Regions from separate parts of the Homo sapiens genome. Here regions 1 and 2 are each linked to region 3. Evidence: chromatin loops called from intact Hi-C (ENCODE). Cell type or tissue: GM12878. All regions are shown on one strand. Each heading gives the region's core, and the rest is flanking DNA. Links, peaks and the distances in the headings are about the cores only.

Region 1 (4,800 bases), core at 1,492-3,991, 380 kb before region 3:
AAAGAGCAGTATTGCTGCCAGCATGTCCCACCTCCAGCCCTACGGCGGTTTTCCCCTATCTCAGTAGATGGAATATACAATCGGGCTTTACACTGAGACATTCCATTGCCCAGGGACAAGCAGGAGACAGATGCCTTACTCTTATCTCAAATGCAAAGAGGCGTTCCTTCCTCTTTCACTAATCCTCCTCAGCACAGACCCTTTACGGGTGTCGGGCTGGGGGACGGTCAGGTCTTTCCCCTCCCACGAGGCCATATTTCAGACTATCACATGGGGAGAAACCTTGGACAATACCTGGCTTTCCCAGGCAGAGGTCCCTGCGACCTTCTGCAGTGTTTTGTGTCTCTGGGTACTTGAGATTAGGGAGTGGTGATGACTCTTAACAAGCATGCTGCCTTCGAGCATTTGTTTAACAAAGCACATCCTGCACAGCCCTTAATCATTTAACTCTGAGGTGACATAGCACATGTTTCAGGGAGCACAGGGTTGGGGGTAGGGTTACAGATTAACAGCATCTCAAGGCAGAAGAATTGTTCTTAGTACAGAACAAAATGGAGTCTCTTATGTCTACTTCTTTCTACACAGACACAGTAACAATCTGATCTCTCTTTCTTTTCCCCACATTATCAAGTCAAACATCCTCTCTTCTGTGAAGGCTTCTCTTTGTGCACTGCCCTCCTACTCCATCCCCAGTCCCAGTACCCTGCAGAATAAAATGTTTCTATCTCTGTCTCCTTAGCTTTGTGTCCATACATAGATATTGAAAGGAAGTCTGTGGAACTTGTGTCTGCCTTGTATTACTACTGTGGAAGGGACAATAAATTTATTAACTCATATTTTTAAAATATGCATACATACTGTATTTAACCTAAGACTTTTTTCATATTTTAAAGACTGGAATTGAGATATGTCTTTCAATCTACATGTTTAGAAAGCATAACTTATCAGTTTTTTTTTCTTTCTTGGTGGTACATAAAATAATGGTACCTTAAAATTGATGCTATCTTACATTTTATTAAATATGGAATAGAAATCTTATGTGTCTGTGCTCCTCATTCTTTATAGCAAAAGTTTAATACATGACATCATTCCATATGACAGTTGATTATTTTTGCCACTACTGGGGCTCAAACCATAATACCCCAAAATATGATGTTTTGGCATGCTGAGTCTTTGGGGTTTGTTTGTTTTGAGATGGGAGTCTCACTCTGTCGTACAGGCTGGAATGCAGTACAGGCTGGAATGCAATGGCATGATCTGGGCTCGCTGCAACCTCCACCTCCTGGATTCCAGCAATTCTTATGCCTCAGCCTTACAAGTAGCTGGGATTACAGGCACCTGCAACCACACCCGGCTAATTTTTGTATTTTTAGTAGAGACGGGTTTTGCCATGTTGGCCAGGCTGGTCCTGAACTCCTAACCTCAAGTGGTCCACAACATTGGCCTCCCAAAGTGCTTGGCTCCCAAAGTGCTGGATTACAGGCATGAGGCACCACGCCCGGTGGCATGTTGAGTCTTTGAATTAAAGGAAATTAAAAGGGTCTCAGAAAGAAGCCTAAAAATCAAGGCCTCTCTCTCTCACCTTCCCCCTTCCTTTTGTCTCTCTGATACTCTTACTTTTTCCAAGCACCTGAAGGGGCTCTCTTTTCCTGCACAGCCAGATAAGGAATTTCCTTATCTGACAGAGAAAACTCTTTTCCAAAGAAATGCAATTGTCTTAAAACCCGTTCCTTAGGAATCGCATTAAATAATCAGAAGAGATTAATCACCCAGAGAAGAGACAAAAACTGAAAGTCATAGCCACACTGAGACTTTTCATAGATACTTCTGAGGGTAGCTCCAAGAGATTACCTGGGAAACTTTACCTGTATAATAGGACAATTTTTGTTCAGAGTGAAGTTTCACAGCTTGTCCACAAGCGATTGTTTGTACTTCTGTCCCACTGAATGTCCAAGGAGAATCATTTGCAAACCACTGTCTGGCTTTCGGGCCCATTCATACCTATCTCCCTCTACTCAACAAAGAAGGGTATACAAGCATCTGGACCTTAATTGAGTTATTGAGTAATCACTCTTCTGTGATTTTTCCCTATGCACGTTAAGCAAATTTTGTATGCCTTTTTCTCCTGCTAATCTGTCTACTTAGTTCATTCCAGCAACTTTCAGAGGGCAAAAGTAGGAGCTTTCCCTCTTGCTCCCTACACCACGTTAAATTTAAATATAAATTAAATGATGTGGGAATGGGTAACCTGCTCATTTCCAAACTGCAATTTTCATAGGTATGAAAATTCTCCACAAACTACAAAACCATGACACTCCAAGCGCCCAAGAACCTAGGTTGGACAGCTCACTTAGTGCAGGTAAACGTGCTCCACCCATCTCCCAGCCCGCCTGCCCCCTCACTTAGGTACAGGTGCAGGTACAGGTAGGCAAGCAAACGTCTATTGGCTGTGGACTTAACAGGCTCGCCCACAGGTACCTTCCGAGCATGCGTGGGGAAGTAGCACGCAGGCGCGGCACGCCCCGCGCATGCCTGGTGCACAGAGTCTGCAGGTCGGGCGGTAGCGACAGGTCAGAGCTGCGGCCTGAGCAGCCAGCGTCCGGCATGAAGGTCTGGGGTCTGGCTGCTGCCTGCTTCTTGCTCCAGCACCATGGAATGCCTGCGCAGTTTACCCTGCCTCCTGCCCCGCGCGATGAGACTTCCCCGGCGGACGCTGTGTGCCCTGGCCTTGGACGTGACCTCTGTGGGTCCTCCCGTTGCTGCCTGCGGCCGCCGAGCCAACCTGATTGGAAGGAGCCGAGCGGCGCAGCTTTGCGGGCCCGACCGGCTCCGCGTGGCAGGTACTGCCCTTCCCCGGCAACAGCCTTGGGACGCTGGTCTTGCAGTGACCTTAGACTGCTGCCCCAGCCGTCCGGCGCGGCGCGCCTGTTGCTCCGCGCCCTCCGCAGGCCTCGGCCTCCCGCGTGTCCTGTGAGCTTGCACAGGCCCGCGGGCCGAGCTGCGTCCCACTCGCTCAGAATGCGACCTTGCTATGTGCGCTGTGCCCTGCCGGGGTCCCAGCGGCCAACCCTCTGCCTTCTCCTCCACCGCCCTTGCTGCAGATTATGTAACCATAGGAACAACCTAGGAATCGTTTACAGACCGTGATCACGTTAGTTAACACCCGCTTAAGTGCTCTTGTAAGAGGTTTTTTCTGTGTTGTTTTTGAGACAGGGTCTTACTATGTTGCCCAGGCTGGACTCAAACTCCTTGCCTCGAGCCATCCTAACGCATTAGCCTCGCAAAGCGCTGGGATTACAGGCGTGAGCCACCACACCTGGCCGAGAGGTGTTTTTAAACAAGGATTTCATCTGTTCGGAAGTCATAAGTATAAATTAATACTTCCCTGTTTTCTGTTTCTTCGTTATGGACACATTTATACAGTTGTCCAGTTGCACGGAGATTGGGGACGCACCTAGAAGTGAGGCTAAAGACTGAGTTGTTTCTGAGAACGACTTACTTTCAACTACAGTACTCTATAAGTAAACAGCCAGGGAGATCGGATTGAGAAAAAAAAATCTTATTTGCTGTTTATTTTTTCACCAAATGTTGAAGCATGGTGAAAAGTTAAGATTTTCACAAATGTGAGTGCAAATATTTGAGGAATAAAAGGTATTGAAATGAATGACTTTATTAAGAACATAGCAGTGTCCTCAAATATGTTTTCTCAATTGTGCTCTCAAAAGCCTCCCAAAGTAACTCCTCGTCAGCACCTCATTCTCCACTTATTGGAGAGGCTAAGTTGGGTTACATGCTCTGCACCCTCAATTGATAATGCTTGGGAATCCAGTTTCAGCAAGTTGGAGGAAACTTTTAGGACAAGCATTGACGTTCACAATCTCAATCCCGGTTACACTCTAATTTGTGACATTAAAACATTGAAAGGCATTTGTAATCAGCAAATGCCTTTTACCTTTATTCATCTTACCCTTATAGTGATAATTTGTATTTTGTAAAAGGGAAATGAAACTTCAGATACTAACAAATTACAACAATCATTACGTGTATGTAGTAGAAAAAAGATCAGAAATAGGTTTTTTTTTCTACAGTCTCTGGAATCAGTGTAATTACTTTGGAAGCACAAAACAGTGTCCTCTGTCAGTCATTAAATGTACTTGATTATACTTCACCGCTCACTTCGACTCAGTCTAATCACGTTTTAAATAGACAATTTTAAAATAAAGATTTGTCATTTCAGCTCAGTGGGGGTATTTCATAAGTATTCACTATAAAGGATATCTGTAGAAAAGAAGTAAAATCATAGGTTTCATAATTTATGAGCCAGTCAACTGGAATGCTTGAAAGATCAGGTGGTACTTAGGACCTATGTTTTCTAAAATGTATCTACTACCAAATGTGCATGAAGAGTCTTTTAAATTATGCGAAAAGGAAGACCAGACATTTTCTTAAATCTCAGAACACGATGTTGCACATTTGTTCATCCAACTCTGAGATATCAGTAATAATTAGAAAGGTAAAAGGGTGATTGGAATCCATCAGTTATTTTAATGCCTCACCTAAGCCATTAGTTTTAAAAATCATTCCCTGCCAAACCTAAGATAGTCACTAACAGATGTTAAAATTAAGAAGAGTATTTCTTCTTTTCTTATAGGAAAAATATTTAAAAATAATAAAATAGTCTGAAGGCCTCCACATACTTTGAGAGTTGTATTTTAGCTCTATGTGAAAACCAATCATGTGACCACAGGAATTCTCTTAATTTATTCTTCAGGTGAAGTGCACCGGTTTAGAACCTCTGAC
Region 2 (4,800 bases), core at 1,492-3,991, 250 kb before region 3:
TCAGCAAAACAAAAGACTATAAGTTGGTGTTGGACCACATTCCTCTTAGCCTCTGCTGTTGCTGCAGCATCACAGTCTCCTAGGAGAATTGCACTCTTTCCCCACCCCCCAGGGAAACAAAATAAAAGCCATTTGAAAAAAACATGGATTGGGTGGCTTTTTTTTCTTTTCTTTCGTGTGTGTGTGTGTGTGTGTGTGTGTACAGGTGCTTATTGCCAACTAATCACTGATGCATAGCAGCTGTGTAGCATAGCAGCTGTGGAGGGAACTGGAGGGGAACATGCACTGACTCAGTGCTTTTATCTTTGGGGCCAAGCCCACGTGAGGAGGAAAATGGCAGTTTGAGCACATGACAACCACCGAGGGAAGTGTTTTCACAGAGAGGCGGTAGCAGCCACACGTTCACTGGTCAGGTCTGCAGCTTCTGACAGACTGTGTGGGTTTGTTTTTGTCTCCTGTCCAGACTTGTGTTTGCTCAAACCAATTCTTGGTGCAAAGGGGCATCCATGATGCCTTTGTAAAAGCATTCGCCGAGGCCATGAAGAAGAACCTGCGCGTAGGTAATGGATTTGAGGAAGGAACTACTCAGGGCCCATTAATTAATGAAAAAGCGGTAGAAAAGGTAAGTATATTGTATTATTTGTGAAAGTAAATTTCATGGTTTCAATATGAAAAGCTTAATCAGCAAAAAACACTTTGGCTGGAGGGGTGGGGATAGAGAGGGGTGGGTTGACAGAATATTACAGCTAGACAGAAGGAATAAGCTCTGGTGTTCTACAGCACTGTAGAATGACTGTAATTAGCAACAATGTATTGTATATTTTCAAATAGCTATTATTAGAAGAGTAGATTTTGAACGTTCCCAGTATAAAGAAATGATCAATGTTTGAGGCGATAGATGTGCTAACTATCCTGATTAGAGTATAGAGTATGAGAGATCTACATCTATACATGGAATCGAATGGAATTTTCAATGATGTTTTCATACAAAAACCACAAAGGTTAAAATAAGTAAAAAATTAATAATAGCTAAAAAAAATGATGTTAAAAGGCAAAAAAAAAAAATGAAAACAAAAAAGTCATTTTGGTAAAGTGCCCAGCAAGCCTATTTTGTAAACAATGGAGAAACCTGAGAAAAGTGAATTCTGCCTACCAGTTATATGAATCGGGTTGTTGTCTGGTCATGAGCTGCTATAGCCCTGCCATTGCACCAAGTCCCCATGCGGTCTGTCACTGTAGCTCTTTACTGTCCTCCCTAAATTTTGTTATAGTGATGATAATTCTATCCCTCACTGCCTCAGCAATTAGGATCTTGAGACAAAGTTCATTCATCTTTTGGAACACCTATGGAATGGAAGACTGGCTTGGTTTTGAGATGGTTTGCGTTTCGGCTGTAATGCTGATGTTGTCCTGTTCTTTCTTCTCTTGATGACAAAATCCCTGTCTAAAACAGTCCTTCATGAAAGTATCCCAGCCGGGGGTGCAGAATCACAGATGCCGCGTTCAGGATTTAGAGATATTGAGGGGAAACTGCTTTTAGGAAAGATTTGTTTGTTTAAAAAAATGTTATAATCCATACTACTAGCTATATGAGACTTCTCTCCTTATTCTACTGTTTTAAAAAAATCCATTTTGGAGTCACAAGAAAGTTTCTTGTAATATCAAACATCCAGTTTTTTGTGTTTTTTTTTTTTTTTTTTGAGACGGCGTCTCGCTCTGTTGCCCAGGCTAGAGTATAGTGGTGAGTCTTGACTCACTGCAACCTCCGCCCCACTGAGTTCAATTGATTCTCCTGCCTCAGCCTCCCGAGTAGCTGGGGTTACAGGCACCCACCACCACGCCTGGCTACTTTTTGTATTTTTAGTAGTGCTGGGGTTTCACATGTTGGCCAGACTGCTCTCGAACTCCTGACCTCAGGTGATCCACCTGCCTCGGCCTCCCAAAGTGCTGGGATTACAGGCGTGAGCCACCATGCCTACCCAGAAATGGTTTTAACGGAATATTTTAAATCAGGAAGACAGTAGAAGCTGAAGATTGTGTGTGGGAAAGAAGGGAGGAGAGGTGGTCAGAGGGAGACACACAGTGGAGGCACAGCCAGCCCCTGGATGCAACTGAAGAACCAGAAGCAAGTGACAGCCAAGTCAGTACTCATCATGGGAAGCACAGCCCCACCGCTGTTCCTCAACCTCCTCAGAGCCTGAGAACCAAGCCCTGACTCCATGGCTGCCTCCACCCCGTGGGCAGTCAACTCAGCTGAACCCACATCCATTGCCTTGGGAAACCCAGGGAAGCCTCGAGGTTTGACAGAGCTCTGATAAATTTCTAGTTACTGTCTTGGGATTACTCTAGATAAAGAAAATACATTAAAATTTACATTGGAACCACCTGCATTTTAGAGGTGACTTTGGACCTTGGGGACAAGGCAGGGGTATTCACTTGTCTAGTGAAGGCAATTTGGGTCTAGGCCAGCTGTGGTTCAAGTCCTAGAGTGGTGGTCCTTAACTCACACCGTGCCTTTATCGACTACAGTTGCCTGGGACCCATCCAAGAAGACTAGGTGTTAATTTATGTGTAGTCAGCCTAGGCATTGGCATTTTCTAAGTGCCCCAGTATGATGCTAGTTTGCAGCCAGTCTGGGAAACCACTCTGTCTTGAAGATTTTTTTCCCCAAAGGGAAGACGCAGACATTGTCCTCCAGATGGTGCTGTACGCCAGGACTTCAAACAAGCAGACAGCGAGATTTCTTTTTTGCTGGAGAGAAATTTGGTGGAAACCACCTTGTTTAAAAACACTTCATTGTGTTGGCTTTAGTGTACATACTGTCATAGAGTGGGTTCTAGGAAAAAAACACTGCATCTCACATTAATATGACAAGAAAAGGGCAGAGCAGATTATATTTGGGGAGGAAGGGGGTATTTTTGTTAAGTAGAATTATTTTTATAATATAAAATTCATAGAAAGTAAGCCATCCTAGCCGATGGGGATTAGTTGCAGGTGATGCACTATGAGAGCATTGCAGGAGGGGCATGGATTTCAAAAGAGTCAGTCTCAAAGACAGAATGCACTCACACCTATATTTACCTTCCTGAAACCCTATAGAAAATTCAGCTGAGGGCCGGGCACAGTGGCTCACGCCTATAATCCCAGCATTTGGGAAGCTGAGGCGGGTGGGTCACTTGAGGTCAGGAGTTTGAGACCAGCCTGACCAACACAGTGAAACCCTATCTCTAAAAAAAAAAAAAAAGAAAAGAAAAATTAGCCAGGTGTGGTGGCAAGCACCTGTAGTCCCAGCTACTCAGGAGGCGGGGGCAAGAGAATCTCTTGAACCCACGAGGCGGAGGTTGCAGTGAGCAGAGATCGCACCAGTGCACCCCAGCCCAGCCTGAGCAACAAAACAGAAGTCAAAACAGAAGTCAAAATAGATGGGTCTACCCAGGGGAACCCTGCAGAGGAAATTGGTGCCATTTTAAACGACAGAGCCTTTCTAGAATTGGTGGCTACAGAAAGTAGGAATAGGAGGAGGGGAGGAGATGAAGCTGGTTGATTCTACTTCTGCACAATTTTCTGGGTCATTCCCACCATCCCTTCTCACCACGACCACCACCAAGACACATGAGACAGCAGAGGCATTTGTTCTGGGCAGGACAGCTTTTCTGAAGAAATATAGTAGGTATCTAGGCAGACTACAGCTTCAAGAGCGAGGCTAGGTACCTCAGGGTAGGGCTCTCTCGACTTTGCCTTTTGGGGAAGGGAGCTGCCCTTATGTGAAGCCTGCAAGTTAGAATAAACCCAAGCTTAAAACAGCAAAGACCACTCATGCCACACATCCCCAAATTGATCAACCCAGTCCTTGTGTGTGTGTGTGTCCCCCAAACACACTGCTGGAGCTGAGAAGGAGCTGACCAGGTTAGTTTCGACAACTCAGTCCTTCATTCAGAAAGATGAACAACCAAGGATCATGATGGGAAAACCACCAGCACATAAGAGGAAAGGTCAGGAAGAACAAACAGAATAGTCCCTGAAGGAAGCAGATAAATTAGGGAACTGGAAGGAAATTTTCTAAAAATCTCATAGTGTCCTGCAAGAGTTTTGGGAAGATAGTACATCTGTAAACTGTTAATAAGAAGTATGTTCTAGGCTTAAAGTATAATAATAATAAAAAAAGAAGTATGTTCTAGGAAATGAAGCAATGAAAACAAAGAGTCTGTAGAAATTAGACATATGACTGTCACAAGATTCGGTACCTGAAGTAGATGATAAAATTTCGGAGATCTTATGGAGTTTAAAGCAAACTATAGAGAGGCAAAAAATATAATAGAAATGCAAAAAAAAATCAGAACTAATCTGAACTCCTGTTAATACCCGTCCAGTAGTAGGAGTTCTGGAGTGAAATAATTGGGAAAATGGAGGAAGTGACATTACCAAGTAAATAATAGATGGAAACTTCTCAGAGTTAGGGGAAAATAATTATTCTGCAGATTGAAAGATTTCACTGCTTACCAAGTAGGATGAATGAAAAGGGAATATATATATATCTTCTCTATATATATATATTCTATATATATATATCTTCTATATATATATTCTATATATATATCTACTATATATATATTCTATATATATCTACTATATATTCTATATATATATCTAATATATATATATGTGTGTGTGTATATATATATATATATATATATATATATATATAGTATTGCTAAAATTTTAGAATATCAGAGCATAGAAGATCCTAGGAGATTTCAGAGAGGAAAAAGCTATCAAGAAGAAAAAGGGTGAGAACCATTT
Region 3 (2,500 bases), core at 1-2,500:
TAAATTAAATTGAGTACCTAAAAGCCATTGATAAGTATAAGCAAGTACCTTTTGATGGGTTTTTTGTTTGCCTTGCTTTTCTTAGGATTCTTACAATATTTTTCTTGAATAAGAATGTCAATTGACATTATATTCGCATTGACAATTTGTGAATTTGATTCCATTAGCTTCCATTTAGGATGATGGCATCTTCCCACTGTGCTTTGTGTGTGATTATTTAAAATTTTTGTTATGAAATTTTTGAAATATTTAAAAGTATTTTAATAATTTACTTCCCCAGCTTCAGCAATTACCGCTATATGGCCAATCTGGTTTCATCTATGTCCTTATTTACTCCACTTTTCCTTCAGTGGATTAATTTGAAGCAAATCACAGCCAAATAATTTATATATTTCCAGCAGATTACATTTTAAAGAAAGTCTTGTGTTTACTAGCTACAGTGAAACTATCTTGAATATAAAGGATACTAGGTTCTGTTTGGTTTTGGTTCTACCTCCAAAACTGAGACCTTGGGTGGGTTAGTTAGCATTTCAGCCTTAGTTTACTCATCTGTAAATTGGGAGAACTGGACTAGAACTAGATCCTTGTGAGTTGCATGCAAAATTCTGTGTGAATGTGCTTTTATGTGAATTTTTTTGGGGAGAGGATTCACAGAGTATTAAATAGTTTTCCAAAAAGGTTAAGACCCATTAATATACAAGAAACTTTCTGGCTTTAAGAGTCTATTATTCCAATGCATACTCTATATACAGAAAATAATAATAGTAATGTTACATTGTTTTAGGCAAAAGTCTATATAGCTTATATAAATAAAAGTTAAATCTTGGAAATGGTCTTTTTTTTTGGTGACAGTTACTTAGCTGGCTTCTTTGACCATTATTAACAGAAAGCATTTAAATAACACCTCTTGTTAGTAAGGTTCCAACGTTACATTTTCTTTTATTTGTCTGGAGACTGTTGACTAATCTATAATCTAAATTATATCTGAAATGTTGATGTAATATTTGTCCTCACAGTAGCTGGCATTTGTCCTTCAGTTAAATGGTGAGATAATAATCAGCAGTAGAAACTTTACCGTGGGAAAGGTGAACTCTTATCATGTGAAGTACAGTGTGGAATCAGTAACTTTCTCACGCTGGTATGGTATCATGTTCTTGCTAACCTTGTTTGAGTATTCACCATTGTTTGCTATCCCATGGTGGCAGTATAACTAATGATATTTTGCAAAAATAGGAGAGAACTTTCAGATCATGAAATATACAGGAAGTTGTTTACATATTACAAGGAAGGCAATATTTTCACCAAAACAATAGCTTGGGCATTTTAGAGTATTTTAGTATGCCTCAGGCACTGACATTTTAGCCACCTTCTAATGAATGGGCTTGAAGCAGAACTGCTTCTACTATCAGGTAATGGTTGAGGGGGGATGTCTATTACACATGTACTTTGTTTTGTGTAAAGTATGTTCTGGAAAGTTACATTCTTTTGGTGAGTACATGTAAGTATTTGAGGGATATTCATGATTTAAGGAGGCCTGAAATGAATCTTTTTGATTAGGGAAAGAAATATTTTGCAGTGTAAATGATTAACCATTTCTTCCAGTTTACCTGTTTGGTGAGTTCATACCATAAATGTTACGATGTTTGGTTTTATAAAAGAGTACCTGTAAGTTTTTAGTTTCTGTGTGGAAGATTTTTTCAGAGAGAATACAGATAGCCTTCTTGTATTAGAATTTTGTCATATGTGGTTTGAAACTGTTCATTGGAGCTGAGGAATTTTGTTACGTTTGTTTTAACTAGATATGATTAACAAAATGACCATAGCAAGAGCATGCATTGAAATGAGAGAAGTTACGTGTGTTTGTGTCTAGTTTGGGTAATATGATTCATTCTTAAGAATTCTTCAAACTTTATTATAATTTTTGGAAATAACAAGTTTGTCAGTTGATTAAACCAGTGTCTTGTTCATAGGCGACCTTACGCAATTATATAGCAGACCAAATGTTTGTGTTGTTAGTGTTCCTTTTCCACCCCTAAATTATAGAAGGACTAAGAGTAACACTCCATACAGAAACTCAGTAACTAAATAACCATATTGCAACTCAGTAACAAGATAATGAATTATGCTGACTTTTTAGAATAGTTCTGTCCCAAGAAGAACTCTGAAGATGATTCAGCCTTCTGCATCTGGATCTCTTGTTGGAAGAGAAAATGAGGTATGCACTATATGGCTAAAATGGGGTACTGGTGATACAGTGTCTACATCGAAAACATTTCTACTATTTTCTTGGTCAGAAACACGTAAATTGTTGAAATTTGGAAATAATTTGGGAATCACAATTATATATTTCCCAAAGAAGTGATTTTGGTTTTAATTGTTCAATTTAAGAAGTTCGTCGGGTGCAGTGGCTCACGCCTGTTATCCCAGCACTTAGGGAGGCCGAGGTGGGTGGATCGCCTGAGGTCAGGAGCTTGAGACAAGCCTGGCCAACGTGGTGAAA

What was found. Peaks named below come from ENCODE experiments on the same cell type or tissue, not always from the same donor. Only the 100,000 strongest peaks of a DNase experiment are listed, where the experiment ranks them.
Region 1: a loop joins it to region 3, with 2.7 times the contacts of the local background. A loop is called at or near these places in 3 of 110 quality-filtered maps.
Region 2: a loop joins it to region 3, with 4 times the contacts of the local background. A loop is called at or near these places in 15 of 110 quality-filtered maps.

Annotation. Positions count from the first base shown.
Region 1 is chr6:24,400,397-24,405,196 of GRCh38, forward strand. It overlaps MRS2 (magnesium transporter MRS2), which reads left to right and starts at 2,540. Exons shown (of 11, transcript NM_020662.4): 1 at 2,540-2,840; 2 at 4,772-4,800. The coding sequence starts at 2,651. RefSeq lists enhancers at 1-232, 233-968, 3,177-3,911 and silencers at 1-239, 1,125-1,419. In GM12878, for the core only: no CTCF peak of the experiment used is centred there; a DNase peak (open chromatin) is centred at 2,505; H3K4me3 peaks cover 2,016 bases; H3K27ac peaks cover 992 bases.
Region 2 is chr6:24,522,304-24,527,103 of GRCh38, forward strand. It overlaps ALDH5A1 (aldehyde dehydrogenase 5 family member A1), which reads left to right. Exons shown (of 10, transcript NM_001080.3): 7 at 464-622. Among named protein-coding and RNA genes, the nearest start is that of ALDH5A1, 30 kb to the left of the region's middle. RefSeq lists a silencer at 151-200. In GM12878, for the core only: a CTCF peak has its summit at 2,694 (motif pointing right); no DNase peak of the experiment used is centred there.
Region 3 is chr6:24,778,526-24,781,025 of GRCh38, forward strand. GMNN (geminin DNA replication inhibitor) reads left to right here. Exons shown (of 7, transcript NM_015895.5): 3 at 2,138-2,215. Among named protein-coding and RNA genes, the nearest start is that of GMNN, 4.8 kb to the left of the region's middle. In GM12878, for the core only: no CTCF peak of the experiment used is centred there; a DNase peak (open chromatin) is centred at 1,126; H3K4me3 peaks cover 1,276 bases; H3K27ac peaks cover 2,500 bases.